3 separate regions of the Mus musculus genome follow, and all the other regions are linked to region 1. Evidence: chromatin loops called from intact Hi-C (ENCODE). Cell type or tissue: heart. All regions are shown on one strand.

Evidence for each region. Hi-C counts contacts between places; a loop is a spot of excess contacts. Peaks named below come from ENCODE experiments on the same cell type or tissue, not always from the same donor. Only the 100,000 strongest peaks of a DNase experiment are listed, where the experiment ranks them.
Region 2: a loop joins it to region 1, with 2.1 times the contacts of the local background. A loop is called at or near these places in 5 of 42 quality-filtered maps.
Region 3: it touches region 1 in a loop (3-fold over the local background); 9 of 42 quality-filtered maps call a loop at or near these places.

What each region holds. Positions count from the first base shown.
Region 1 is chr13:45,962,004-45,970,003 of GRCm38, reverse strand. Atxn1 (ataxin 1) reads left to right here and starts at 5,013. Exons shown (of 8, transcript NM_009124.6): 1 at 5,013-5,189. It overlaps 5033430I15Rik (RIKEN cDNA 5033430I15 gene), which reads right to left and starts at 4,780. Exons shown (of 2, transcript NR_167678.1): 1 at 4,621-4,780; 2 at 3,496-4,093. In heart, CTCF peaks have their summits at 3,224, 3,776 (motif pointing left), 6,132 and 6,331; DNase peaks (open chromatin) are centred at 4,583, 4,883, 5,393, 6,383 and 1 weaker place; H3K4me3 peaks cover 5,007 bases; H3K27ac peaks cover 4,304 bases.
Region 2 is chr13:45,803,108-45,811,107 of GRCm38, reverse strand. All of the region lies in intron 3 of Atxn1 (ataxin 1), which reads left to right. Among named protein-coding and RNA genes, the nearest start is that of Atxn1, 160 kb to the left of the region's middle. In heart, a CTCF peak has its summit at 3,133 (motif pointing right); DNase peaks (open chromatin) are centred at 1,007 and 7,897; H3K4me3 peaks cover 982 bases; H3K27ac peaks cover 1,204 bases.
Region 3 is chr13:45,629,010-45,637,009 of GRCm38, reverse strand. The region is part of intron 6 of Atxn1 (ataxin 1); the gene reads left to right. Among named protein-coding and RNA genes, the nearest start is that of Gm34582, 110 kb to the right of the region's middle. In heart, CTCF peaks have their summits at 2,889 and 4,690; no DNase peak of the experiment used is centred here; H3K27ac peaks cover 320 bases.

The DNA.
Region 1 (8,000 bases):
AAACTAACACTTCACGGGCCTTTTATTGACAAAGTTTTTACCATGTTCATTTATTTACTGTGTGGTTGTATGTAAGGGGGGCACTCTGGAGGTCAGAGGATGACTTGCCAGAGTTGGTCTGTTCTTTACCACATGGATTTGGGAATTGAACTTGATTCCCCATTCTTGATAACAAACTTTTTAACCTCTGAGGTATATCATCAGGCCAGGAAGTCCTCTGTGGTGTGTGTGTGTGTATGTGTGTGTGTGCGTGTGTGTGTGTGTGTGTGCGTGTGCGTGTGCGTGTGCGTGTGCGTGTGTGTGTGTGTGTGTGTGTGAGAGAGAGAGAGAGAGGGGGGTGGGTGGGTGAGAAGTATTTAAGACAACTTCTCGTGTATCTTAGGCTGGCCTTGAACTTTTAAGCAGTTCAGGAAAGATGCTTTGGACTTCCCCATCCTCCTGCAGGGATTACAGGTGTGTGCGGACACACCCAGTGTGGTGTGAGCATCAAAACGGCTTCCGTGCGTTCAGGCAATAAGGTATCTTTTCTGAGCAGGACTTCCGAAGTCCACTGGAAGAACGCAAGCCTAGAACTCAAGATGAGTGTATCTTTTATTTTATGTAATTTGCAATCTGTTCAATTATTTAGTTGCTGTAATCTAGTAGGCAGTAAATGTTTGTTAGCTTTTTTTGTTTTGTTTGGTTCTGAATGACATAACAGGCTACTTCCAATGCAAACATATACTATAATTTAAAATCTGTCACAATTTCGAGGGCCCTGTGTACACTGGGTGTATTAAGCACTCTTGTGCTCCCTCTACTGCCTCAGAGAACACATTCATAGCCAAGACCCCAGCACACTCAGTCCTAGGGGGTTCCATAATTGGTGAAAAAGGGCTCTTCAAGGATGGAGGACTATTTCGTTCATGTGTATATATGGTCACCCCTCAATATGAGGGCTAGTTTTTGGGTCCCCCTGAGACACCCACATCTTAGACTGTACAAGTGTAGTGTTTGGATATGGAGTACTCACATCCTGTTACATGCTTTACATTATAAGTAATTTAAGTTAACAGTATAACTCTAAGTTATCAGTAATCTCGAGGTTATTCATAACACCTAGTGCAACGGAAATATCCATCATTCTGTATTGTGCATAGAATAATGACGAGTGAAATGTCTACAGGTATTCAGTACAGATGAATACACACACACACATATGTATATGTGTGTATATATATATATATATATATATATATATATATATATGTGTGTGTGTGTGTGTGTGTGTGTGTGTGTGTGTGTGTGTGTGTGTGTATTACCAGAAGCTGATTAAATTTGAGAATACAGAGGTCCAAGTGCAATGTGAATTTTTTCCCATTGGTAAATTTAATTAGTATGAAGGTAATTCACTGGAGAATTAGATTCTGTATGTGGGGCCAAGTGTGCTGAGGTAGCGCCCCAAAGAACAGACCAGTGTTCTTCATGCTGGGTTGAGCCAGTCCCCAGCAGTTGGTTCAAAGGCAGACCCCACCTGCCTAGTGTGGGGTAGGATCCTTGACTCAGAAAAGCTAAAATCCCCTGAATGGTGGTGCTGCAGCAGCTGTGGCTGCATTAACTATCATGCTTGCAAATGCAGAAGTGTGACAGAAGAGTCTTGTGACCTAAGAAATAGTTGCTAGACCATTTTGACCTTTCAAGAGTAGACAAGACAAAAATCAGCAAAACAGAAAGAAGGTGGGGGGTGGGGGAGACACGTCTTGAGACTTGTTGTAAGACAGGGAGGTCCCGAGCGTGGACCTCAGCACTGCTTACAGCTGAGCATCCCATGGGTCTGTAACCTCAACTTGGAGTGGGAAGAGACAGGAGGCAAAGACTAGGTGTGCTGATTTCCAGCCTAGTCTAGAAAATATGACCCTTTAAGTTTAGGTAGAGACCTTGTCTCAAAGGAATAATCAGAAAGTGATAAGAGGACCCTCCTCTCTCTCTCTCTCTCTCTCTCTCTCTCTCTCTCTCTCTCTCTCTCACACACACACACACACACACACACACACACACACACACACAGGTTAGTACCTTATTTTTAAATATATTTAATATATATTAAACATCTTAAGTATTAATATATTTAAGATATATGTATCTTTAATATATATCTTTAAAAAATAAATAGAAGGTACTAACATTTCTTTTTACATTAAATAATACATAACACACATCAGGAGCAAGGTTCAGCAGGGCCTCCTTCCTCAATTTTGCTTCACTACAGAGCTCGACCGAGTCTTATACAAACATAATATCAGATTTGGGGGTAGGGGCCAGTGCTATATAGCTGCCACCTTGAAAACCTTGTTCTTTTTCCATGGAGGTTTTATTTCCATGAGAACTTTTGCTTTTAGAGAGCCTCTCCTGTTCCTTCTCAGATGGTGCGTTTGACATTTTGTCTTCAGGAAATGAAACATCTCAGTACTCAAGTAAGGAAACTGCTCTATGAGTATTATGTTTGTGTTGGAACTTGCAGGAAGCAATAGCTGTAGGTGTGTGTGTGTGTGTGTGTATGTGTGTGAGAGAGAGAGAGAGAGAGAGAGAGAGAGAGAGAGAGTGTTTATGGCTTTAATCTTAATGGTTAGGAAAGTAAACAACACATTTCTTATTAATTATTTTTACTGTATGGATAATGTACATATTTAGCTTTCTTCAGGGAACATTTAAATTAATCGACTACGTCTAATATGAATTATGTGTTTTAATATGTTTAAGGTTGTTAAAATAATGCAAATTAACTGCTTGCACCAACGTAATAATTACAATATTAGGAGGTTTTTTCCCCTTGAAAATTCTCTAAATATAAGATGTCTAAAAATAGAGTGGAGGTGGATTGGACAGTTTACAGATTATGAGCTGGAATAAAAACATCTCAGTTATGCCAAAAACATGGCAACCAATATTTTCTGTTATAAAAATATTTTAGATTAAATTTGTTTTTTTTTTTATATGAAAGCTGTCTGCAAGTGAAGCGAATAACAGAAGCTTTGTCGGTTTCACAGGCCAGCCGGAACAATACCTGTAGCACAAAGCAGACGCCTTTCCCACAGGCAGCCAGCGAGCGTCTGCTCCATTTCAAAGACAGCTTTACCAAGAGGGAGCGAAAAGACACCAGTCAGTTAAGCTCTGAACTGTTAACCTTCACCTGGATAAAGCTCAGGAGGGAAAACAAAACTAGACAGAGCCCCGACAGGAAACTCAACGTTAACCGTCCACTAGAGGCTGTAATGAGACCAACAATGTCACTTTAGCATATGAAGTCTAATAATCGCGGATCCTCAAGTGAACAACACAGTTTATAGGGAGTGGGGGCGGGGGGGGGCGGTGAGAGGGAACAGTTGTAGTTCTATTTAAGCAACCGTGGATGTGTGCACGGTATTTCAAAACCTGAGAATAGATAATGTGTCCTACACCACAAACACACACACACACACACACACACACACACACACACACACACACACCACTGCATCTCTTTTATTTTATTTTATTATTATTTTTTTAATTTAACTTCTGAAGTGCCGGCTCCACAATACAGTAGTTTAAACGCGCACACGTTTCTCTTGGTGATTCTGTACGCTGCTTCAGACAGTGACTAATTGTTGGGTCATACGTAAACGGAGCCAAAAGGTCTCTCAAATCCGGCTTAGAGTCAATAAATAGTAGTGGCTTCCAGCGAGACCAAGGGATCGAGTTTCCAGACTCTCAGTTCTAAGCACCTGAAAGAGGTCAGATGCTGGCCTGACACCTACTGGTCTTCAAGAATTTTCTGCTGCAAAGAGAACGCGGCACTGAGCGACCCTCGTGGGGATGTGATGGCTCTTCTTTCGGGTGCCACACCTGTTGGCAAGGTGAACGCCTCCAGAGAAGAGTTCTTCCCTCGAGCTTACGCTTGGCTGAGGTGTAGCCGGAGGGGGCCGGGTGGGGAGTCCACGTCTGCGTTTAGCCACCGGGACAAGGTGGGTGGGGGAGCGTTCCTTCGCTTGGTTTCCCCGAGAACCACCATCGACTGACTGCTCAGTGCACAGGTTACCTCGCTTGCGATGAAATGAATGATCCACAGTTAGCCCTGAGGAGTGAGTGAGGTCGGTTACCAGGGCTAGCTAGAGCTGAGGCGTTCCATGCCCACAGCAGATTTCGAGACCAGCAGAATTTGAAAGGAGGACCGGGAGGTCGCCAGCTTGTCCAGGCAGGAAAGGTGAGGGTGCCAGTGCAAGCTGGGGAAGCCTGAGAACTTTCCCGAGTTGCAAGCCAAGGCAGCAGGCGCGGGCCTTGCCTCGGATGACGCAGGGCTGGCGGGTTGGAGGGTTAACAGTAAGGATACAATGAGTCCTCTTTAGATGCTCACCCGGGGGGCACCAAGGGCACTTCGTAATTAGAAATCAGCCGACTTCCCCGCCCCCTTGGGTATTTTACCAAGTAGGAGCCAAATCCTGACACCCGTCGCTGCGAGTCTCCCAGGTTGCCTGAGTTGCACCCTGCACTCACCCTGTCCCCCTCCAACTAGGTTGCAGGGAGCCGGGGAGGCGCGCGAGCACCGATCGGTCACCACTCCAATGACCTCATCGCCCCAACTTCCCCGCCCCTTTCTCAAACCTGGAAGGCACAGTCCCCTCCGGTCGGTGTCGGGGATCCGGAGCCACAGTTGCGGAGAGACAACCCGGCCTCCCCTGGAGCGAGCGCCGCTCCAGCCCGGGTGCATAGAAGGGTTAAGGGCGCGGGCCGGCAGCCGCGCCGTGCGCTCGCCGTGCTCTGTGCGGCTCGCCGGGCCGCCTGCCAGAGGGTGCCTCCCCCCCCCCTCCCCCCCCATGAAGTCGGATCCTTGAGCTGCGGCGGCGGCAGCCAACTGCTCCATATTTGGCTTCTATTACACATTTACATACTGGAGCGAGCGAGCGAGCGCGAGAGAGAGCGCGAGGGAGGGAGGGCGGGCGGAGGGAGGAGGGAGGGGAGGGGGGAGGAGGAGGAGGAGGAGGAGAGAGCAGAGTATACCGCAGACATCATTTCTACTACAGTGGAGGAGCCGTACAGGACCTGTTTCACTGCAGGGGGATCCAAAACAAGCCCTGTGGAGCCGCAGCTAGAGCTACAGCAGCCGCAGGACACTGTGTCTCTCCCTCTGTTACCCCTTCCCCACGCAACCCCAGATCCATTTACACTTTACAGTAAGTGGCTATTTTTTTTCCTCCTCTGATTCTTTCTCTCCCCCTCCCCCTTCCACCCCGATTTAGATTAAAATCACCCCCTCCCGCACCCCAATCTGCTCTCTCCGGAGAGGGGCCAAAGAACATCCAGCATACACCCCCCCTCCCCCAGTCTCAATGGGCTGCACGGAAAACAGCTGGAAGAGGAGCGAAGGAAACCGACGCGTCGTGGTGTGTGTGTGTGTGTGTGTGTGTGTGTGTGTGCAGGCGCGCGCGCGAGTGTATGTGTGACTGTGTGTACATACACTAGTGCCCGGCTCCAGCCTCCCGGCTCGGGACCCCCTCTGGGAGCAGGAGCGGCTAGCAAGGGCAGCAGATAGGGGCTGGGTGGGCGGCCGCCAGGAGAGGGGGCGCGCCCGGGCGGGGGGCGCGGGTGGGGAGAACGGCGGCGCCCCGTTTCGGCTGCTGCCGGTCCGGCGGCGGCGAGCGGATAGAGCCCGGTCCTCCTCCTTCCGTGTGGCGCAGGGGGAGGCGGCAGCCGCGGAGGGTCGCGCTGCCCTCTTCGCTCCTCTCCAGTCCCCCCTCCCGGGTGGGGGCGGTGAGCGCTGCGGGGGCTCGAGGGAGGGCTGGGCTTCCCCGCCCGGGGTCGCCTAGCTTGACAGAGGCAACCCCGAGCTTGGGGTCTCCCCGCCTAGGCCAGCCTCTCGGGGCTACGAGGGGACCAAGAGGGGACTTTGCGTGAGGCTAGGGGCGCGGAGAGGTGGCGCCTCAGGAGGCAAGGGCGCGCGGGCCATCGCAGCGCAGCGGGAGAAGACCGGCCCTAGCTGCAGCTGCCACCGCCGCCCTGTTGGTGCGGCCGCTTCCTGATCCAGAGCAGCAGCAGCAGACGCCGCCGCCACCGCCGGAGCTGGAGCCGGGAGCCCGCGAGCGCCCCAGCCCGGCCCGGCGACTCTGCCGGCGCCCGCAGCAGTAGCGGAGGAGCTGCGGGCGCTGCCCTGCGCCGGGACTGCTCTGCTGCGCGGCGGCAGAGAGGGTGAATGAAGACGGGAGGAGGGGAAGGAGGAGGTGGCGGCGGAGGAGGCGCTGCGGGGATTGGGATGTGCCCCGGAGCCCCGCGGCTCGTTCACTCGGGGCCCGAGTCGCCGCCACTGCCACTGCCAGGGCTGCCGCCGCCACCGCCGCCGCCTCCTACGTGGTTGCAGCCGAGCGCGCAGGCCGGTCCCGCAGGGGGCAGGGAAGGGGCCGGACGGGCGGAGCGAGAGGTGAGGCGGGGTCGGAGAGGAGGGAGTAAGTGCGTGTGAGTGTGTAGGTGCGTGTGTGCGTGTGTTCGCGCGCCGGGCGGGGACCAGGACCATCGCGATGGGGAGCGGGGAGTGGGGGTGGGGGTCCACGGTGGTCCCTTGGTTGACTCTGCAGCGCTTCGACCTCTCTTGAGCCGCCTCCTTCAACTCTGTGGCTTGTGCGCTTTCATTTTATTTCAGACCACGTAGAGAGCTGACTGCAAGAGGTGAAACAATTCAGGTTTTCTAGGGAGATTGAGCAAGGACCTTAGTGGTGGGGGGTGGAAGTAGGGTGCTGTATCTAGACTCTGCCAGGGGCGCGGGGGGTGGGGTGGGGGGAGGATCAGGGGTAAGAGGATGGGGTTTAGTTCGATCCCGTGGCTGTCCTGTTTTGTTTTGCTTTCTTGCTGTATAATCCTACAGATAAGAGGGCAATATAAATACTTGGGGAAGGTTGGGAAATTGCTGAAGAGTAGTAAGGGCGGAAAAAAAAAAAAAGAAGCCAGTCGGAAGCTGGTTATATAATGCGCTATGTGGCTAACAAGAAAGGCAAGCTATTTTTATTTTGTTTACCGTATGTTGTGCAGTAGGAACTCCTCCAAACTGGTTCTGTCCCCGAAGAGGTTTCTTAGTTTGTCAGAGAGAGAGCCACAGGATACAATTAGTAAAATTAGAAGACCCCACACCACCTACAGAATAAAAAGTAATGCTTTAGAGTTCTCACCTCACATTCTGCCTGGTATGCAGGGGAATGTGTGTATGCCCTATGTTTCCCTGTAGCAACCTAGTAGTGTCATCTCAGTGACATTTCTGTTTTATAATGCGAGCTCTTCTTAATATTTAAACAGCACTGCTATAGATCGTAGGCAACAAGGTAGTTACATGCTGGGTATTTTTAGGCGCAGCTGGTTACTTTTTTGCAATAGTGTTTGCTAAACCGTGTCCAGCTTTATGAAGAGCCCTGCCATTCCTAGAAGCCTGGGTTAAGCCTACCCTCTGGTTTACTGATGGTGGGTGGGTAGCTAAGACAGTTTGATAGCCGAGGGTTTTTATTTTTATTTTATTTTTGAATGAAGCTTATGCCAGGGGAAGCTAGAGGTAGCCACCAGAGAGAAGAAAAAACATGCGCAAGAACTCTTGGAAAGGGATTGCACCATAACAGCTTAGCTGTGGCATTTAATCTCCTCTGATTGTCCTCTAACTGGCCACGCATCAGTCAATATTTTAGCAGCTTTGCAAATAAATTGGCTTGAACGCCACCTTCCACATAAAGCTGAGGCTGAGAAGCCTCCTGCCTGTCTGCCTCTCTCATCATAGATACTGTCTGTGGTGTTAGTTTTCTGTACACTTACTCCAGCCCTGATCACTCATGTAATTAGATCAGGTTGCCATGGCTACAGACAGTGTTCCTTGGCCCATTCAGGTGGGTTTGCCTGAACTACTCCAAGTGTTTTATGCACAGTATTTGAGCTGCCCCGAACCGGGAGGGGAGAGACTTCACTGTTTCAATTGCTGTCTTCTTTCAGTCAGGAGACACTGAATGGGGCTTCGA
Region 2 (8,000 bases), 160 kb after region 1:
CACACGGCCCTACCATCTAAAGAGACTTCCTTCATCGTACCTGGTAGTCCCAGTACACAGGCTTGATTCTGAAACTTGAGCCACTTAAATGCTGGTGACCCAGACTTCCTCTTGCTTCCCAGTCTGCGCCTCGCTCTAGACCCCTGCCCCTCCAGCCTACACTCTTCCACACTGCGATTACTCTGTTATTCTCCTTCCTGAGATAGAGAATCAAGTATCGTGTTTCTGGTCTTGTCTTCTGTGTGATTATTTCTCTGGGCTATGTAACAAAATAGCTTCAGGTTAAGAGGTCTGGGCCCTAGTCATATTCCTGGGGTTCTGAAGTATTCATAGAAGCTGCACTCGAAGCTCAGAGCTAGGCGTTCATAAAACACAACCAGAGAGGCTTTCAGATCCCCTGAACCATTGATGCAATCCTCTGGAATCATGAACTCCTGCAGAACATTTAGCATAGAAAGCAGTCTGTAGAAAGTAAGCCTGTGCCCAGATTGCCAGACACACAACTTTTATGCACGGAAGCCACACTTGTATCTCTGTAATGGTCCCCAGGAGTGCCGTGCCACCCGGCCCAATTAGGTGCGGGAAAACATACCAGCCAGCAGCAACCCACTCTGCCCGCAATAATGTTTACGATTCAAAGCGTGGCCTGAGCCACCCTTTGCACTTTTCCTCTTGGCCTTTACAGCTGGGTTCTGGTTGTTCAGCAGATAATTGCTTCAGCCCAGAAGCCTCAGCAAACCTCGAAGGCCCTTGTCTTACTGGGGATGGCAAGAATGCCAGCAGATTTTTTTTTTTTTAAAGGAGACAAAGAACAATAGCATCACATGTCTTTGAGTAAGAGTGAACAAAACAACTCTCTTCAGGTCCGAACACAATGCAGTCAAATGACAAAACAAGACGGAGGTCAAGTGCGGGCAGGCAGTGGGAGGGTCATAGGCTTAACGAACCCAGTCAAGGCATATTCAGTGTCTGGTGTTTTCTCTTCTCACTGGTCGAGGGGCAGTTGTTGTTAATAAAAGTGACTTAGAAGAAGAGATGCTGTAGAGAACGTGGTGTCCGTTGCGTGTTTGTGTAAGTGGGGGAGGGGTGCCGCTGTTTAGAAAGTCAGGATGGGTCTGGAGCAGAGACAGGGCTGCCAGGGTTGTGCAGAGCAGCCCTCGTGGGGCAGACGCTCCCTAGCCAGGAGGAGTGAGGCACTGCAATCCCTGCCCGTAGGAAGTGGAAGGAGGAGGATCGGACGTGGAGTTCTTCTTCAGATATATAGCAAGACTGAGACCAGTCTAGATTATAGGAGACTCTGTCTCAGCGAACCAAAATAGAAAGCAGAATTTGAACTAAGAAGGACTGGGGTAGGTGACAGATGTAGATGTCAATAATATTGCCATCGTCCGTCCGTTGAAGGGCTGTTATCTACACACCAGGAGGCTGGGAGCCTCCGGCCAGTGCACATGATCCAGAAATAGGCAGTGTGAGCTGCATGCCTGGGACTAGCCAGGTGAGCTACTGTTTAGTAGCTGGATGTGACAGATGAGGGGAAAAGTCATTACAGATGAAGGCCATGGTTTGTACAAACAAGAGTACTCTTGTTTGAAGGTCTCCTTGTTCCCGACTGGTACATTACTGTACTTCAAGAGTTGGCTTCTGGCAGGTGAACACGGTTGCTGGGGTAGGAGGGCACAGTGATAGGTGTTTGAGATGCTGGATGCAAAATGGCGAGGCTCCTCTGACTGCTGTTAGACTTTGCTGGCATTGCTTTGATATTTGATCTTTGGTGCAGGATTCAACCCTGGGTCTTTCATATGCATTGAGTGGCCCCCCCTAGCCTTTGAAGGGGGTCTAGGGAATAGCTTGTATCAGGTCCCCATTGCCACCTCCCCATGCTCAGACCTGGGCAGGGGACCTTATGAGAACCCCCCCTTTACAAGTTTCTAGCCTAAGAGATCAAGTTTCATGTGCCATCCATCCCACCGTACCTCCGCTCTTCCAGGTGGGACTGTCCTCTTGGTGCCAACCTGGAAAATCTTGAGAGAGGTAGGGGGTTTGTAGAACTGGGTTCTCTGTCCTCCATGCCACCTCCTGCTGTGATCCAGAGATACTCTCTGGGGGGGGCAAGGTCCTTATAAATCCTTTTCTAAAGACTTAGGATGTATTTATCTTGTGTGGAAGCAGGCAAGCATGTGCGATGGGGCATGGGGAGAGGGGAAGAACTTGTGGAAACTGGTTCTCTCCTACTATGTGGGTTCCAAGTGATCAAGGTGTTCATTGGGGTGAATGGTAACCACCGTTGCCTGCTGAGCCATCTTTCCAGGCCTGCCTTCACTGAATCTCGCCTCTAGGTCCCCACATCCCCTTTCCCCACCAAGCTACCTCTTTATTCTACTTAATACTCTGGTTACTCTAACTCGTTCTACCTCCTGACTGGTTGCTCATATCCTCACCTATACCTTTAATTCCCACCCCCAATCCTCCATGCCCCCCACCTATCTAAACTTTAGCCATAGCACATATATTTGATGTTTTAGAGGGGTGAAGCCTTTTTTTGAGGTAGGGTCTCACTCTAGCCCAGGCTGACTTGAATCTCACTATGCAGTCCAGGCTGACCCGAAACTCAAATTGATCTTCTTCCTACTTGGGCTTGCAGAGTGTCTGGATCACTGATGTGAGCCACCATTCCTGGCTCATTTATACTTGGTTTTGAAAATTGGACCTTTGAATGAAGCCTGGGTCAGCTGTAGGTTTTTGCAAACTACCCTTCTTATGGTGGGGACTGAGGGAGCTGTGTGTTTCTCTCCCTCCTTGGTTACCTGCTTGCTTCAACACCTGTCTTCCCTTACTTACCTGGCAGGCAGGGGGCAGGGATGCCATCCATGATCAAGGGATTATGTTTTCTACCACTCTCGGGCAGTCAGTGTTAATTAAGGCTTTGTATACTCTACCTAGGGAATCGTTAGCAGTTCTGACTTGAAAATTTGTAGCTGGCTCAAACTGTGTTCTGGGATGAATGGATGGCACTATATCTGTACTGTTGAACTATCTATCCTTAGGCAATGGATTGCAAGGAGAAGAGAGAGGAGAAAGACAGAATTAGGGTTTTAGGTAGGATTTAGCAGGAGAACAATACTCAGAGCTGCCTGTAGGGGGCGCATGGCTACGGGGTGGACCCCAGCTCGCAGGCATTCCAGAACTGCTATAATAGGGTTGTCCCTCTTGAACTAGATTTGATTCTGGGGGTGGGAGGGGGGTGCAGAGCCTTAGCAGAAGTGGTCAGTCTATTCCCTCGGCTGCTGTGATTCCCTGCACTCGGGCTCTTCCGCGTCCCGAGAGTGGTCCTTAAGATGATGTGGCCGGCCAGGATGTATCATTATCTCCTAACGGGTACACTGACGACACCGCACCACATCCTCGCCTCTTCTAATTTGTAAGTGAGTAACGCACGCTCAGGCGCTGTCTGGAACATGAACCTGGTTGGTGATTTCAAAGCATCTCCGTCCAGAAGGCAGGCTTTAACACGCACTGAAACAGGCCTTTTGAAAGTAGGAACTGTTTACCCATTCAGAACATCCACTGCTGCCTGATGCCAGAAAGGAAAGGAAAGCTTTTGATGCGTTGCTTTAAAAATTAAAGGGTTTAAAAGTAGCTTTTTTTTTTTTCTTTTTAAGGAGGCAAACAATGAGTGAAGTGTATTCCTAAGAAGACAATAGGGTGATTCAAGACTGTTAATGGCTTGGGAGGACCCTCGCGGTGGAGAGGAATTAGGAAAGGGAGACCTCAGGGGCTTTAGGGGGCCCCGTTGGGGAAAGGGAGACGTTCTCCAAGGTAAACTTCACTTTCCCCTTTAGTCTGCATAAAATAGAGGGTGCCCATCCATCCACTGGGGCCAAAATAGACCTGTGGGAGGTGCGTTGCACTTTGCCTTACGCTGAGCACACGGAAGGCATTTCTCTGTGGGGGTAACAGGGCCTTAATTCCCTTGGCATGGATTGGGGAAAGCTGTAAGATGTCCGAGATCCCTGAAATGCATGAGGACCTGCTACTCGGCGAGTAGATTCCACTTGCAAACAAAATAAAACAAACAAACAAACAAACAAAAACAAATCAAAAAGCTTTTTTTTTTTTTTTTTTTTTTTTAACTAGCATTGCCTGTGAGTTGCAAACAGGTGGGCGTTAAGTAACTGGCCAGTTCTCTGGTTGCGTCCTGGTCTAAGGTCGGAATGAGGGTAAAAGGATGGTTTTCATCAATGTTATTGGAAGAATAGGAATAAGCCAGAAGCCTCAGGGAGTCTTGCCCTACCCCCTGTCCTGTGTCCTAAAGGCACATGTCTCTCTTACTGTGGTATCAGAAAGATTCGGCGTGAGTCTTTTGCTCTCTGTTCCCCCTAGGGGTGATATATTAACATTCCGTTTAGTATCAAGGTGGAAGGATTTTACCCCTTTTGTGATCTCAGCAACTCCCCTCACTTTGTCTGATGTTCTGAATCTTATCTCGTCTGCCCTGAAATTTTCAGCTTTCCAGATTGTATGGAGACATCACAGAAAGGCAAATACAGGGGCCGATAGATCCATCCCCAAGATGAGTCATTTTATAAGCAGCAAAAGGTATGCTGTGGTCTCCGGGCCTCACTCACTTCAGCCCTCCGCAGGACGGCTGCCATGTCACTCTGATTGGCATGTGCATTCAGGCTGGATAGAAGCTGTTTCTTGAGTCGTAGCTTAGAGGTGATTAAGCTTGTGAAGTGCTTCGAGGCCATTACTCTCATTCATTTACTCCAGACAAACATTTGTTGTTGAATGAATAGTGACTTTGATTTTAAAAAACACCACCCAAGCATAAAACACTGGCGGCTTGCAGATAGCAATTTTTTGATTTGCTCTCCTAAAGGAACTTCATTAGCAAACTCTCATGAATCTTGAACCTCCAGGAGAATAATCCCTGCCTTTGTTGGGAGTTTTAAATTTAGAATAATCAGACAATAGTGAGACATTCTGTTCAAAGCCTTCCTTCTAGGCTACCCATTTATTATACCCACTCTTAAGAGGAGATGGATTTGATTAGTGAGGAACATTCACCCGGGGATTTTTTTTTTTTTTTTTTTTTTTTTGCATAGCTAATACCAGGGAGACATTTTCTAAAAGTTGTGTCTGCTGCCTAATATTATTAGACGGGCAACTTTTAATTATCTGTGTTAATGTAATCAGCGGTGTGGATACTCTAGAATCACTTCCTTTGACGTTGGGGGATTACTGTAAGATGCCTTTTGTTTTTTTGTGTGGTTTTGCTTAGATATGAAAATGGCACTGCATTCTTTGTGGCTGCCATTGACCCAGGCAGAATGGAGACCAGATAGGAAGGGTCAGCTGGCTTCCTAAGATGTGTTGCCGATAGCACACGGCATGTGTCGTTCAGGGCTATGAAAGGAGGTTCAAGTATGTCGTTAGTATTTGTGCACATGCCTCTGTGTGTGTGTGTGTGTGTGTGTGCATATGTGTGGAGGCCAAAGTTCAACTTCAAGAAGCATCCCTCAGGACACCCTCCACTTTACTTTTTGAGGCAATGTCTCTATGTGGCTTGGAAACCTGCCACCAGTCTATGCTGGTTAACCTTCAAGGTGCCCCAGTGTTAGGGTTAATAAGAGCACCATCCCAGCTGGCTCTAAAGGCATGTTTTAAGCTTGGGCTCTGGAGATGGAACTCAGAACCTCATGCTTGCAAGGCAAGTATTTTACAAACTGGGCTACCTTTCCAGTCCTATTGACCTCGGTTATTGGTAGAAAATAACCATGATTCATTTACTACAGTTTCATAAGGAAAAAAAAATCATACCATTACATTCAAGATGTCCAGGTATGGCGTGATATTCATCTTGAAAGTTGTTTTGCTTTTGAGACAGGGTCTTAATACACATCTTCTAGTGCCCTTTAAACTCTTAGTGATCCCCCTGCCTCAGGAGGAGGGGATTACAGACATGTTATTATCCTGCTCTGCTAAAGTTTCCTAAAAGTGAATAGATTTATTTACTACTCCAGTGACATTTAGCAATGAACACTGTCATTTTAGTGATTTCCCCAAAGTGTGCCCCCCTGTGAAATGTCACTGAGAAAGAGAAGAGTCCATATCTGGACATGCTAATACTTAGAAATAATACCATCTTTCAGTGTGACAGCTGTTTTGTTTATTATTAAAAGACATCAGCTGTCCTTTACCAATTAAGCTTGTGTGTTTGTGTGGGGTGTGTGTGTGTGTGTGTGTGTGTGTGTGTGTGTGTGTGTGTGTGTAGGCCAAAGATGCACCTCAGGTGTTGGTCCTCAGAGTCTGTATGACTTGTGTTTTGAGATGGAGTCTCTCATTGGTCCCTGGGCCCGGCTGAAGCTCAGGACTTTCTCTGCTACCCCAGCATATGTGTCAGCATGTCCAGTTTCTTATGTTCGTGCTGGAGATCAAAGTGGTGTTCTTGTTGTTGGTAGCCTAGCAAACAGGCTACCAACTGAGCTAGCCCTTTAGACCCACGGTTCGTTTCTAACATAAGAAATGGCCATGGGGAGCTTCACATAGAAGCCTTCAGAGTGCTGGGTCTCCTCGATGTCAAAACATATTTCTTTCTATATCAACTAACCGTGAGGCCTTTCATGTCTGCCTTGATCCATCCTCTCTGTGCAGCCTCCTGCTGAGTGATTGGTGAGACTGACAGCTTAGCACCTTATAGACAATGATGACTGGCCGTTGAAAGCTAGAGAAGTGTGGGGTGCTAATGCGTTACGTATCCTTGGCTTTGAGATTGGGTAGAATGGGGACAGTCTTGTTAGGTGAGTGGACACGTAGGAACCTTTGGCCTTGCCTGATCCCCTCCGCTGCAGCTGTCCCTGTGCATGGCTCTGCCATGGCTGTGCCGACACACCAACACCTCCTCTTCCTCGTCTCCACAGCAATGGAGAGAGAGAAGGAGGTGTGGCTCCAGAGTAGAGGCCAGTTTCTCTGCTGGACAACCTTGCAGCTAAATGGCAAGTAGAGGTCCTCCCACCTGGTTTGTGAGCAGATACTATCACAGGGCTCCATTTTGCTGGCCTTTCAGGTAACCATAGGCTTTGTTTTCAGATCTGCTCTGAGTAGCCAGTTGAGAGCAGAGACACCACCATGCATGGTTTTATTCTGTTTTCTTATTTTATTTTGAGGCAGGATCCCTAGGCCAGGCTACATAGCCAAAAGGTAACCTTGAGCTTGCCCGGTGCTGGGATTCTTGCTGTGTGCCCCCTTGCAGAGTTTATATCTATGATCCTGGGGATGGAACTCGGGCTGTCTTGCACGCTAGAGAAGTACTCTGGACCATGGACTTCTATTTATATAACTGAGCCCAGCTCAATGCTAACCTTCTCCTCGGGCATCAATGTCTCATTTAATGACTAATGAACCCGAGAAGCAAGGCAGTGAGCAGTTATCTCTGCTAAAGGAATGCATGTATTTATTTTGAATATCCGAGTGTTTCGTTCTGAGAAACCGGAGAGGAGATACTGAGAGAGAGAGAGAGAGAGAGAGAGAGAGAGAGAGAGAGAGATCAAGGGAGGTCGGAGAAAAGGAGGAGAAGCTAAGGGAGAGGAGAGGAAGGAGAACAAGACAAAAGGAAGTGACAGCATCTAACTATGGAGGTCCAGGTAGCCTGAGTCATCGGAAGGTCGTCTTGTAGCTATGCCACAGTGATTACCAGTCCCTACAACCTGTGCTGAGCGAGCTCCATGGCATGTTTTACCAAGTTCAGCCATTCCATACTCGGCTCTTGGCTGCTCAATTCTACATCTAGCACAGCTCAGAACCTAGCGGCGTCTCTTTGCTGTCCTGGCCCAGAGGCGTGCACCTCCCCACTTAGTCAAACACGATGCTGTGTTGGGAGCCCACGTAGTTCCCATAGGGCCTTCTTTCCCACCATGGATTTCACAACACTACTGATAGCATTCAGGGATATGCTTTCTCTTGTGTTGGAAACAGCTCTGTGCAGCTTGTTGGAGACCTGC
Region 3 (8,000 bases), 330 kb after region 1:
GAGAGAGAGAGAGAGAGAGAGAGAGAGAGAGAGAGCTTTTTTTCACAGGAGGGGAAAATGCAAGCACCATTCTATAAACAGCGAGTCTCATCATGCAAATGTTAAATACAAGAGCAGAACTGCATTCCTCCTGGAAAATGTCAAAGCAAGTGACAGTCATGTGTTCCCAAGCAGCCAGTATCAGTCCTCTTGATGACAATGACTGTTTCCATTATAATAAATGACTAAGGGGTATTTAACCAACCTAGGTTAAGAATGAAGCTCACCGTGAGCTCATCTGGTCGGTTAAACCTCACAATATGTATCTGCTGTAGCCACAGGTTGCTATCAGATGCCTCCTTCCATCTCTTTCTCCACCGCTATTGTTGAGATAGTGTCTCTGACTGAGTCTGGAACTCAGCCTTTCAGCTCATCTGGCTGCCAGTGAGCTGCCAGTGAGCTGCCAGTGAGCTGCCAATGAGCTGCCAGGAGCTGCCAGGAGCTTCCTACCCTGTGCCTCCAGTACTGGAGTTACAGGCCTGCACTGGCTTTTCCTTGTGGGTGTTTGGCCTTTGACCTCAGGTCTGCATGCTTAAACAGCCAAGGCCTTACCCACCGAGCCATCTCCCTATCCCTGGCTACCAGGTTTTTTGTTATTAAGCACCTACTTGTATACCACTGTAAGCGTCCATTGGGGTAGAGTGCATGTTAGAATTTGACCGTTCTGGATTCATGCTCTACTTCTGCTGCCCACCAGCTGTGAGAATCAAGACTAATTATCTAGCCATATTGTCTTTTATTTCCTCTTCATTAAAACCATGGGACGGGACGATTATGAAAGTAGGTGAAAAAATACACATCATAAACTCAGCGTCTCTCCCTCACAGTTGAATCCCTTTTCTGGGATCTTCCTCTATTGCAGAAAAGGGTTTTTAAGATGGAGTCTTACCATTTTTAATAATGAATTGGATCCAGAGGTCAAGTGATTGGTTGTGAACGCAGGCTTTAGGGAAGCCATTGCTCAAAGTCTAGTTAACTGGAAAGAGACTCTAAGTCACTTATTTCTGTAAGTCCTCTGATCCCCTTCAGAAAGGTCCTGTCAGCTCCTGTTTCTACCCTGCGACACCATGAGTTTTGTTGATTGGCCTGTCTTTTTCTCTGTTGCTAACTACAGTAAGAGAATTAACCCCTTCCATCCCTGAGTAGTAAAAATTATCAGATCCCAAAATGTGACAGACCTCCTAGGTCCTTATGACCTAGGTTGGTAGGTGTCACCTCCCGAAGCAGCGTAGGACAGAGAAGATACTTCCCCTGTCAGAAGATTGCGCTTCTTCCACTTAGCTCTTTCAACCTTTCTTATCTCTCACGTCCTTTTTCACATCATGGTTTCATGAGCTCTATAATGGACATTTGCTGTACTTTACACATAGCAGTCCTGAGTATCAGCCAAGACCAAGCATCAAGTATACTGTGGGCTTTCTACAAGAAGAAAAGAAGTCCAGGACCGAGGAAATGGCTCAGTGGATAAGACATTTGTCTTACAAGCCTGACAGCCTGAATTTGGATCCCCAAGACCCATGTAAAGGCCTAATACAGTAGTCTGTGTAAGCATCTATAATCCCAGCAGTCCCATGGAGGAATGAAGGGCAGAGACAGGAGACTCTGTAAATTCAAGGACCAGCTAGCTCAAGGAGTACAGATTGAGTAACAAAAAGAGTCTTTGTTTCTGAGATGGAAGCTTCCTGAATTACCAGCATGGAAGTTTTGCGTTGTAACATTGTGACATAGATCATGGCTTTCATCAAGTTTTGCATTATAACATTGTAACCTAGACCACCTCTATCACCCGGTACATAGTGAACTTCAAGGAAGTTACTGAGTGGAACTGAAGCAAGTAGACTGGAAAATTAAAGGTTTTGTCCTATATTCATTACTTTTCTCATCACCATGACCAAGTACCTGACAAGAAGCAACTTAAGGGAAGGGAGGGGGCTTTATTCTGACTCACAGCCAAAGGGAGTTCTGTCCATTGCAGTCAGAGAAGCATGGTGGCTGGGTGCTCTAGGTAGTGGCGCTGTAGAGCTAAGACACCTGGCATCAGAGTGGAACAGGAAGCAGGGAGACAACTCTCAAGCCATAATGCCTGGCTGTAACTAGACTCCTACAGGAGAGAGGTGAGCTAAGAAGGAAGGAAGGAACCTATATGGAAAACTGCTTGCCCACCTGACAGCTGGGCTGGGACCCAACTTGAATAGAGCAAGCCTTTGTTGGCATGAAGGGAGACTGGGCTCTGCCCGGTACCAATGAGTCTTATCCTTGAAAGTGCAGCAGAAGTGGGCTAGATAGTCCCCCAAGAAGGTTAAAATGTCCCCCGACAACTCAATGTGTCATAAGGTCTCCTCATTCAGAGCTTTCTGTGTCTACTTAGGGATCTGGACTGCATGATGGATGTGACTTTGGGACAAGAAGGATAGGCTGACCCTTCCCTGAGGGCAAAGCACCTTTGAGTGTGACATGGGAAAAACCAGGCATGCCCAGAACAAAGTTCACTTGGTCTGGTTCTATGTTTGTTTCTTTATTCTGTCTCTCTAATCGTCTTGCTTAAAAGAACCATGGTGGCTCTCCAAGGAAAGTTCCAGGTTCTGTTTTGAAAAGGTCATGTGAGAGCCAAGAATAATCAGCTTCCTTTGTGGGCTGAGGAACACCAAGGTCAGGATGTTTTATTTGCCCTCCCTTCCCTGCCCCCAACACCCTGCATATAACACTCACCTTGATCCCCTTGGCCCTGCTGTTTAGAATCCAAACTGGCCAATAAAAGATATAGTTTGTCCCATCATCCCCAAAGCAGTAACTTCTGTATTGGACTTTTGAGTACATATTTCCAGCACTGTTTCCATTACTAGGTGTTTAGGGCTCCCTCCAGTGTCTCTTTACTTTAAGTTAAAAAAAAAAAAAATCACAAGAATTTTCTGTAACAATGGCAGAGAGAATGTCTCACTTTCCTTACCTTTGCTTCCAGAACTTGAGCAAAACCCAAAAATATCACATGTGGCTCCATGACCTGGAGAACCCCAACCCACCCCACTTCTTGTTGGTCCTTCTTTTAGAACCAGGGCTTAGGAAATAAAGGGGACAGAAGAAGCAATGGGAGGGTGACACTGGGGGCAGGGACAGTACAGTAACTTAGTATGGAAAATGCTTAGCACTAGCACAGACCTGTAATCCCAACACTTTGGAGATGGAGGCAAGAAGAGCAAGAGTTGAAGGTCAGCCTGGCCTACTTGAGACTCTGTTTTAAAAAAATATAAATAAGTAGCTGAGTGTGGTAGTGTGTTTTTAATCATAGTACCAGAGAGGCAGAGGCAGGTGAATCTTTTGAGTTTGAGGCCAGCCTGCAGTAGGTAGTTAGACAATGTTTGAAAAAAAAAAGACAAACAGACAGATACATACATACATAAATACATACATACATACATACATAGATCATAGATAGACAGATAATAAATGGATGATAGAGGGATGGATGGATGGATGAATAGATAGAAAGATAGATAGATAGATAGATAGATAGATAGATAGATAGATAGATAGATAGATAGATAGATAGATGCTTACCTTAACATTGAGACCTCTGTTCAGAAACAGGAAGAAGCCTGATGCTTCTCTTGGGCAGCCTCTGGCCAGCTGTCATATATGACAGCATCGAAGGTCTTTTGTGGTTTTGTTTCTGGTGTTAAAGCAACCATGTACACCCAAGGTCTGAGTTACTCTGCTGCAGTTTAACTCCAGCACCAGTCTGGTTCATGATAATGTCTCAATCTTCTGTGGTATACATGTGTGTCTGTGTATGCAATGTGTATATGCATATGTAATGTGTATGTTTAGATATGTGCACACATGCAACACAGTGGTCTACTTCATGATAGTGTCTCATTCTTTTGTGGTATACACATATGCCTGTGTCTGCAGTATGAATATGAATAGATAATATGTATGCTTAGATATGTACACACATGCACATAGATAGATATGTGTATATACTGGACCCTCTATGTCCTCATGTTCTGTATCTGCAAACGCCACATCTAGAAATTCAACAGGCTACTGTTAGAACTTTTCTTTCTTCAAAGCTTGCATCTGCACTGAGCATGTATAGACTATTTTTTTTGTTATTCTGTAATTAATATAACAGCTGTTTTCATAGCATTTATACTGTATTAAATGTTATAAGTAATCTACAGATGACTATAATTATAGGGAGGTTGCATGGTTATATAAGCACCTTACCACCTTCTGTAAAAGATTTGAGCACTGTGGATTTTGATTTCTGTGGCAAGAGAGTCCTAGCTCCCTTTGATGCCAGGGCATGCATGTGTATGATCTATAGATGTTTAAACTACAAAGGATTATTTTAGCAGCTAGCTTTGTTTGTTCTTTTTTTTTTTTTTAATTCTAAATTTGCATTCAGACTGGGCTAAAACCATCTTCCCCAGTTGATGACCACAGAAATCTTATAGAGGCTTGTGAAGATTCTAGAGAGGAAAGCTAATGTCTGATGGGCACAAAGATGAAGTCCTTACCTGATTTCATTCAGCTTCGGACCCCTGTTCCTCAATGATGTTAGCCACAGGGAATATAGGGAAGGGGGGGGGGGGGCAGAGACTATTGCAGCTCCACACTGCCCCCTATGGTTCTTTTGGAGACCTGCACTTGTGTGAAACCTGCATTCTTGACAATGCCTCGGAAGCATCTTTCAAGACAGGTCAGATTCAACATGGTGCTCATGGAGAAAAGTGCATAGGAGAGGAGAAGTTCACACTCTAGTATGGATGTGGGCTCCTCAAAAGAACATTGCGCTCAAATACTTTAGTAACTACCATACAGAATGTGGTTGTTTTGTTTTGTTTTTTTTCTGAGGCAGAGTTTAATGAATCCCAAGGCTAGCCTTGGACTCACTGTGTAGCCAAGAATAGCCTTAAACTTGTCCGTGTTCTCAGATTGTATATGTGCCCTATCGTGTCCAGTTTTTAAATGGCAGGAATCCAAGCAATGGTCTCTTACCTGCTAGTCAAGAATTCTAGCAGTGTTTTATAAATGGTACCATAGGGTGTTTGCTGTAGTGTATAGGCATGTAGTGTAGATAGGCATGCAGGCTGATAAAAACCACAGGTCACAAGCAGGGAAGGGATATTTCCACGTAAAAGGAATATGGTCTGGCATATGTAGGCAGTCTTCACAGTAAATGCTCATCGTGTTGTGGTTCTGAACTCTCAGCTGGCAAGAGACTTCAGCCAGACTCCAAGGCTTCCTTTCTTTCCTGCATCCTCATAATTGTCCTCATCTTTCTGTCCTGTCTCACAGCAACAAGGGCTGTGGACCCAGCACAAGTGGGTCTGAGACATCAGACCTCCCCTGTCCATGGGATAGTCAGTGGGAGCTAGGATTCTCACTTGAAAGGAGAGACAGCTGTCCCAACTATTCCAGCCAAGCTCTGCACTATAGGTCTGATTCGGAGCCATGAAGAGCATCTCACAATGGTGGCGGATGCACTCTTTGCTTCACCTCTTCAGTTGTTCCTGCCCTGAAGACTGTGTGTGTGTTGTTAACCAGGAAATGACTATAAGCCAGTTGTCTCTCATTTTTATCAGATATCTTAGGATTTGGGGAAGCATAAAACCATACCACTGATATATGCTGTCTGTGGGTCATAAAACTCCATCAAAGGATGGATGAAAAGGAAAGGGGGTGACCAGTGTGTTTAGAGGACAGCACCCTGCAAGCTCCCAGAGGCTCTCTGTTCCTTCTTCCAAGGGCTTTGGAACATGCCAGTGTTACATCCTAGAAACAGCCTAGTGGGTGACGAGCCCTGGTATGTGAAGTGTTAAGCCCTCAGCAGAATTCAGTCAGCATCCTTGCCAGCTGGGAGGAAGAAAGAGTAACCTTCCAAAGAACATGTTGCACGGGGCTAATAAAATCAGGCTCAGCGCCTGCACACAACAGTCTGCCGCTAATGAAGTAAGCTTCCTGCGAGCAGCCAATGGATGTGCTTCTTGATTGCTTAGCACTTATTTTCACATCCTTGTGGTACCCGAGTTTTAGGATCCCTAGGATCTTGCAAAGGTTATAGCAGGAGGGAGCTTAGAAGTCCATGCGTGGCTTAGCGTTCCACCCAGCACCTTTCTTTCTATTCACAAAGTGGTTTTGTCTCTTCCACACCCTTTTTTGTTACGCCTAGGGATGAGAGGACTCTGTCAACATTAGAGTCTAGTTTGAAAGTCAGATTTCTAGAATGAAGCTACTTGTCCAAGCAACAAAAATGTCCCCATGCAAATAAGCACAGATGTAGAGCCTCTTGACCTCGAAAATATTTCTAAATGATCCCTTTGCTGGCATGGCCTCTCTCTAAGTGTACTTATTCTGTGCTGTGGGCCCGTTTCCGCAGAAGCCCTTCAGCTTTGCTATTGGAAACACAGCAGAGGTGTAAGGTTTACAGGAGAGCAAGCTGCTAGATTTGGGCTTGGATGTTTCAGGGCTTTGGAGAGAGGCAACCAAGTGAATGCATCAAGACTTGGTGACTGAGGAGCCATCAGATAAGGGACTGGTAGCTGATTGCAGGGTAAAAGGATTGATACAGAGCATGGACAGCTAGGCAGTGGTGGCGCACGCCTTTAATCCCAGCGCTTGGGAGGCAGAAGCAGGAGGACTTCTAAGTTCAAGAACAGCCTGGTCTACAGAGTGAGTTCCAGGACAGCCAGGGCTACACAGAGAAACCCTGTCTCGAAAAACCAAAAACAAACAAACAAACAAACAAACAAAAAAATAACAGAGTAAGGTCAGCTTCACACTTGCAAAGGGGGAAGGAGTAAAGGAGATACAGGTCCAGTGGCCAGGGAGCTAGGAGGGTTTTTAGAGGCTCCTGTCAAATGACAGAGAGACCAGGGAACAGGAGTTGAGCCTTGAGCCCTTCTGACCCAAGCCTTCATTAATGTCAGCCTCCTCCACTACCCTTACACAGCTTAGCATCCGTTAATTGTTCTCAATATGGAGCCAACTGACCAGGAAAATTGGTAGAAAGATAAAATCAAGGAACAGAGTCCCCAGAGAAAGCTATCTCACTGTGCAGGGGCAGGAGGATTTCCAAATAAAGGACCTCTTACATAGCTGTAGTGGCTATCTCTGGTTGTCAACTTGACTATATCTGTAATGAACTACAATCCAGAACTGGAAGGCTCACCAGTGATCCTAATCTGGAGGCTGAGAGATAGAAGTTTCTGACCTGGATCTTGATATGGAGAGCTTGAGGCATAGTGGCTATGAATTCCAGGAGATTAAAACAGGGAGAATTCAAGGTCATCTGGGATTAAAGGTGAGGTGGCACACACCTTTAATCTGGGCTACACCTTCTGCTGAAGACCTACAGAAGGACATTGGAAGAAGACTCTCCTTGCCTGCTTGCCTTGTGGGACTGAGCAACTGCTAGATCCTTGGACTTCCATTCACAGCTGCTGCTGACCGTTGTTAGGAGTTGGACTGTAGACTGTAAGTCATCAACAAACTCCTTTACTATATAGAGACTACCCATAAGTTCTGTGACTCTAGAAAACTAATGCAAGAGCCAATGTTACCACACTAGAGTTTAAGAACGACTTTTTAGAAGACAAATAGGAGTCACAAGGGGTAGTGTGGCACAAATCTTAACCCCGGTGCATAAGAGGCTGAAGCAGGAGGATTGCCACAACTCATCTAGGTGATTCTAGACAGTTCTGGGTTCAATGTGAGACCCTCTCTCAGAACAAACAAGATTCCTCATGAGAATTCACAGATGCATGTCTTCCCTCTTCTATCACTTTCTCAGTTCTTGGAAGAGAGAAAAGACAGTTTACCATGCCAAAGTGAGAATAATATAAACTTGGAATCAGGGGTAGTCATGTAAAAGTTGGAGGGGCTTACTAAGATGTTTTTATTTTCCTTTGTGTCCATGGCTCAGTGCCAGTACTCAGACCCACGTGTTAGAGTGCTTA